2 separate regions of the Homo sapiens genome follow, and region 2 is linked to region 1. Evidence: chromatin loops called from intact Hi-C (ENCODE). Cell type or tissue: endothelial cell of umbilical vein. All regions are shown on one strand.

Region 1 (2,500 bases):
TTTTCAGGGAGGTTCTCTGACCTCCCACCTACAATGGGCTCTCCCAGCTTTCGTCTGTCTCACCACCGTGTTTACTTCCTACATGGCTCTGATCACAGTCTTTAATCATCTGGTTGATGTATTTATTCATTTGTTTGTCACTATCTCCCCAACTAAAATGTAAGCTCTGTGAGGCAAAGATGGTCTCCAGTACAACGCAGTGCCTGCTGCATAGGAAGCACTCATTACATTATGAAAAATACAGCAAACATGTATGTACATTTGAATATACATAAACACTAGATGTATGTGCATGTGTACACATATATAGTTGACCTGTGACTACTGCAGGAGTTGGGGGCGCTGACCCTCCATGCAGTCGAAAATCTGACTTTTAATATAACTTGGTTTTTGGATTTATAGTGTGTGGATTTCTTTTTAAAAATCTGGCCCTGATTATAAAGAGAGAAAAAGTGGAATTAAATTTAGCCATTATTAAGAATCCAACAAATCAAATATAAGTCACAGTGAATACTAAAATTTTGAGGTGAAAAAGAAAATTAGAACTGGAGATAGACATTATAGTGCCGTCCCAGAAAATGGCAGTATCTAGCCCATGAGAGAGTTTCTTTCATATTTTTTTCATTACATGTACTAAACATAGTGATTGCTTTTTATCTTTTTAAAAAAATCTAGGCCAGTCGCGGTGGCTCACGCCTGTAATCCCAGCACTTTGGGAGGCCAAGGTGGGCAGATCACAAGGTCATGAGATCGAGACCATCCTGGCTAACACGGTGAAAACCCATCTCTACTAAAAATACAAAAAATTAGCCAGGCATGGTGTCAGGCACCTGTAGTTCCAGCTACTCAGGAGGTTAAGGCAGCACAATGGCGTGAACCCGGGAGGTGGAACTTGCAGTGAGCCGAGATCACGCCACTGCACTCCAGCCTAGACAATAGAACAAGACTCTGTCTCAAAAAAAGAGAGAGAAAAAAATATCTAAATGATTATTTGCTCTCTGTTCAAAAATCACTCAGCCAAATAGAATTTCCTGCTGAAGAAAATTATGACATAAAAATTTTAAAATTACCCCACCACTTTTTTTTGTTTGTTTTTTATCTCTGTCAGTTTGTTACCTTTATTCCTGAAAGAAGGACTCAAGACTCATGTGATACTCTAAAATAGATATTAATAGGAAATGTTCCTAGACAATGTGGGTTTGCAAGAGAAACAAAGAATTTATTGTTGACTTGATTACTAGCTCAAAGTAATCAGAAATTCCATGAAAGACACTGAAAGTTGACCTCTTTTAAAACTACTTTCAAAAGCGGAGGTTGATTTGTATTTCTTAATCAGCATCTCAGAACAATGTACATTCTTTTTGTATAGTGTCATGGGCATCTGGGACTTTGGCTTGATCAACATCCACTTCCTCCTGTGATACCAAGACCCTAGTTTTCTTTTAAAGAACCACCCCTCCCTGACTCTCAGTCTTTGTTTTCTGGTGGGGTTGACTCTTACCCCTAACCCCAGGGGTGGGGCATGTGGTCCAAGTCTGGCCAATGAGAATTTTAACCATGCTGGTGATTCAAGAATGAGTATATGTTACATGCTGAGCTTATCAGAACCAACATTGTCAGCCACAGGGGTTATGCTAGAAGTATTGGAAAGGATAAATTCTCTTCTGGGGTGGTTAAACCAATAGAAAATTAGCCTGGAGCTTCTGGTGGACATCTTGTCAAAAAAATAGTGATTGCCTGCTTGAGAATGAAATCAAGAGAGAAGAAGGCAAAGCTAAAGCCTGGAGAATATTCCTGAAGACATTTTTCAAGGATCTGGAACCACCCTTGAACTTTTTTTTTTCTTTTTTTTAGAGACAGGGTCTTGTTCTGTTGCCTAAGCTGGAGTGCATTGGTGCAATCATGGCTCACTGCAGCCTCAACTCCTAGTCTCAAATGATTCTCCTTCCTCAGCCTCCCAAGTAGCTGGGACTACAGGCATGTGCCACTGTGCCCAGTGATTTTTTTTTTTTTTTTTTTTTTTGTAGAGATGAGGTCATGTTATGTTGCCCAGGCTGGTCTTGAACTCCTGGCCTCAAGTGATCTTCCCACCTTGGTCTCCCAAAGTAACTGAATTACATGCATGAGCCACTGTGTTTAGCCTGAGCATTTTCAGGTACATAAACAAATATATTGCCCTTATTTGAGTTTCATCACTTGAAACTAAGAATCTTGACTATACACTTAATTGGTTACTAAATGAATTAGGATATAAAGATTTTTTTAAATTAGTTTGCTACAAAATTTTCTGTAATTGGAAGAAAGATGGCCATTCCTCCCCAAAGGAGCTCTTACAACTTGAATTCTTTCATCAGAAAATGCAGTTTCCTTTTGCCTATACACAATCTAAAGATTTTTTAATATACTTCTTTAGTTGCCTAAATGTTCTTTATATGTTTGTCTTGTCCTTGCAGTTCATATTAGATATTATGTTACCAATGAGCAGGGACTATGATGAATG
Region 2 (2,500 bases), 140 kb after region 1:
ATGTATATTTGTGGGGATCAGCCACACTGGGAGAAAGATAGCTGTCTCATGTCACCAGGGTAGATGAAGAAAGGGTTCTAAAGCCTAGCAGCATTCATATGATAGGTACCTGGGCTTGTTTTCAAAGATCAGCAATCAAGGGGAAATGACAGAGACGCTGGAGGAGGCTGGTCCTCCCAGAAGCTAGTGGCTTGACCCAAGAAGGAAGAAAATGGCGGCTGCCTTCCCGGACCCAGGCTGTAGGCCGGGAATTCCCAGCTCTTTGATACCGTATTCCAACTGGTATGATCTGTTCGATGCCTGCTCTAGCTCTATCCCAAATATGTGTTATATGGCTTCCATCAATATTTTTTATGTAGTGCAAGCTTAATTTAATCTGAGAGTGGTTTAAGAATACACATACTTCTCAGCCATCAAAAGAACACGATTAAGAATCTCTGTGCTAGAAACTAGAAAGTTCTAGGAGATTACTGAAGGAGAGGCAGGAATGGGAACTGAGATGAAGAGGGCAAAGACTTAACCACCGACGGTCCATTTTTGGAGGAAGTGGCTGAGTGGAGTCTGGAAAAAAAAAAAAACAACAACCAGATAACCTGAAAACCAGCTGGGCTGGAAGCAAAGAGAGGGCCCAGGCATTAGCCCGGCCCTGGGGGCAGCCCAGACACACCCCAGCATTTCTCAGGGGGAAGAAGGCACAGCCTGCTGTTATTTACAAAGCTGTTGTTGAGAATTTTGAGGATCTCTTCCAGGTTCTCGCTTATGTAAATTCTAATTCACAGTGCCCTGGCCCCACATGTCTCGTAAACCAGGCCTGATATTGTAAACCTTCGCCATTCACAGAGGGTTTTAGCTTTGCCTTTGTTCCCCTCTCCAATTTCCCACTTCACAAACCTGGATCTAAAGCTTTGCACGTAGTTGATAGGGAAGTGTCGTTTGAGCAGTTCTAAGAGGCTGTCTTCCTTCTTCCTCCGACCCCCACAGCTCTGGTTTCCTCTTGGATATCAATTATTGGCTTTTACATAAGAAGGCTAATGCATTTTCAAAGCAGGCAGATCACTCTCCCATGTTTTGACAGTTTGGCTTTAGTTGAAATATAATTAAACTTTTTGAAAACAAGAACCTTGAAACTCAGTCTTCACACTGTTTGCAGGTTTTTTCCCCCTCACGCATTCAGTTTTTACTTGCTGCGGCACAATTGATTTGGTCTTCACTTTCTGCGCTCAAAACAAACACTGGGTTTAGGCATTCTGCTCTCCCAGCACCGCATGGCTGAGGGTGGAAAAAAATAACATCTGAAACAGGCCGGGCTTTTGATGATACCTCCTTATGACAGACACATCGAAAACCACCGACGGTGAGTCACCCACATTCTGTGCATACCCTCTCCGAGGAGCAGGAAGTGTGGCTATTTTAAACCCTGAGGCAATGAGAAGTTTTCAGATGCGTCCTAAGGCGCTCCGGCCAGCGCCCTGCATGCACACGAGGGCCTTCCTCAGTGTGGCCCCAGCACATCTGTAGACCTGAGGCGACACACCCAGCCTTCTGCCAGCATCTCTTTGTTTATTCTGCTTGTCCTGGTTTTGCGTTGACACGAGCAAGCCGAGTCTAAAAAACACAGAGCTACAGAATTTATAAAATCAACAAAAACTTAAAAAAAAAAAACAAAAAAAAAAACACACCACCACCACCAACAACAATCGGAGCCTGGCAGTTGGTGAGGGTGGGTGGGGGCGAACAGATGGTGCCACAAGATGTCCTCGGGCGGCTCACTGGGGACCGAGCCTTGTGGCTCTGTGGCCAAAAATAAATAAATAAGTCAGGGCCCAGCAGAAGTGCTTTCACTTCTAACCCAAGTCACTAGCTGTGGGTAATGAGTCCTCTTACTCCTTGTTCCCCATCTCCAAAGGCCAAACAAACAAGTAGAAAAAAAAAGAGAGAGAGTGAGAGAATGAATTGAACTGAAATGAAATGACTATAGATGAAAGATATATATATATATATAAAGAGTGGCGGGGGCGGGGGAAGCCGGGCGCTGTGGCTCACGCCTGTAATCCCAGCACTTTGGGAGGCCGAGGCGGGCGGATCACGAGGTCAGGAGATCAAGACCATCCTGGCAAACACGGTGAAACCCCGTCTCTACTAAAAATACAAAAAAATTAGCCGGGCGTGGTGGCGGGCGCCTGTAGTCCCAGCTACTCGGGAGGCTGAGGCAGGAGAATGGCGTGAGCCCGGGAGGCGGAGCTTGCAGTGAGCGGAGATCGCGCCACCGCACTTCAGCCTGGGCGACAGAGCAAGACTCTTGTCTCAAAAAAAAAAAAAAAAAGTGGCAGGGGGACTTGAGGGAAATAAGCCAGATGTTGCCACAAAAGCAGTTACAAATCCTGACCTTGTTTGCTAAAGGGAGCAGGCTCAGCCAGGATGCGAGACATCTCCAGGTGCTGGGAGCTTCTGAGGATGGTGAGCTCCCAGACCGAGGCAGCAAAAATGGCCTAGAACCCAT

What was found. Hi-C counts contacts between places; a loop is a spot of excess contacts. Peaks named below come from ENCODE experiments on the same cell type or tissue, not always from the same donor. Only the 100,000 strongest peaks of a DNase experiment are listed, where the experiment ranks them.
Region 2: it touches region 1 in a loop (11-fold over the local background); 3 of 110 quality-filtered maps call a loop at or near these places.

The regions. Positions count from the first base shown.
Region 1 is chr1:234,630,495-234,632,994 of GRCh38, forward strand. LINC00184 (long intergenic non-protein coding RNA 184) reads left to right here. Exons shown (of 2, transcript NR_033927.1): 2 at 2,454-2,500. Among named protein-coding and RNA genes, the nearest start is that of LINC00184, 2.4 kb to the left of the region's middle. In endothelial cell of umbilical vein, no CTCF peak of the experiment used is centred here; a DNase peak (open chromatin) is centred at 1,437; H3K27ac peaks cover 2,195 bases.
Region 2 is chr1:234,771,176-234,773,675 of GRCh38, forward strand. The region is part of intron 1 of LOC107985364 (a long non-coding RNA gene); the gene reads left to right. Among named protein-coding and RNA genes, the nearest start is that of LINC02961, 12 kb to the left of the region's middle. RefSeq lists enhancers at 231-1,430, 1,187-1,481, 1,217-1,436, 1,457-1,506, 1,527-1,696 and 1 more. In endothelial cell of umbilical vein, no CTCF peak of the experiment used is centred here; a DNase peak (open chromatin) is centred at 1,366; H3K27ac peaks cover 1,462 bases.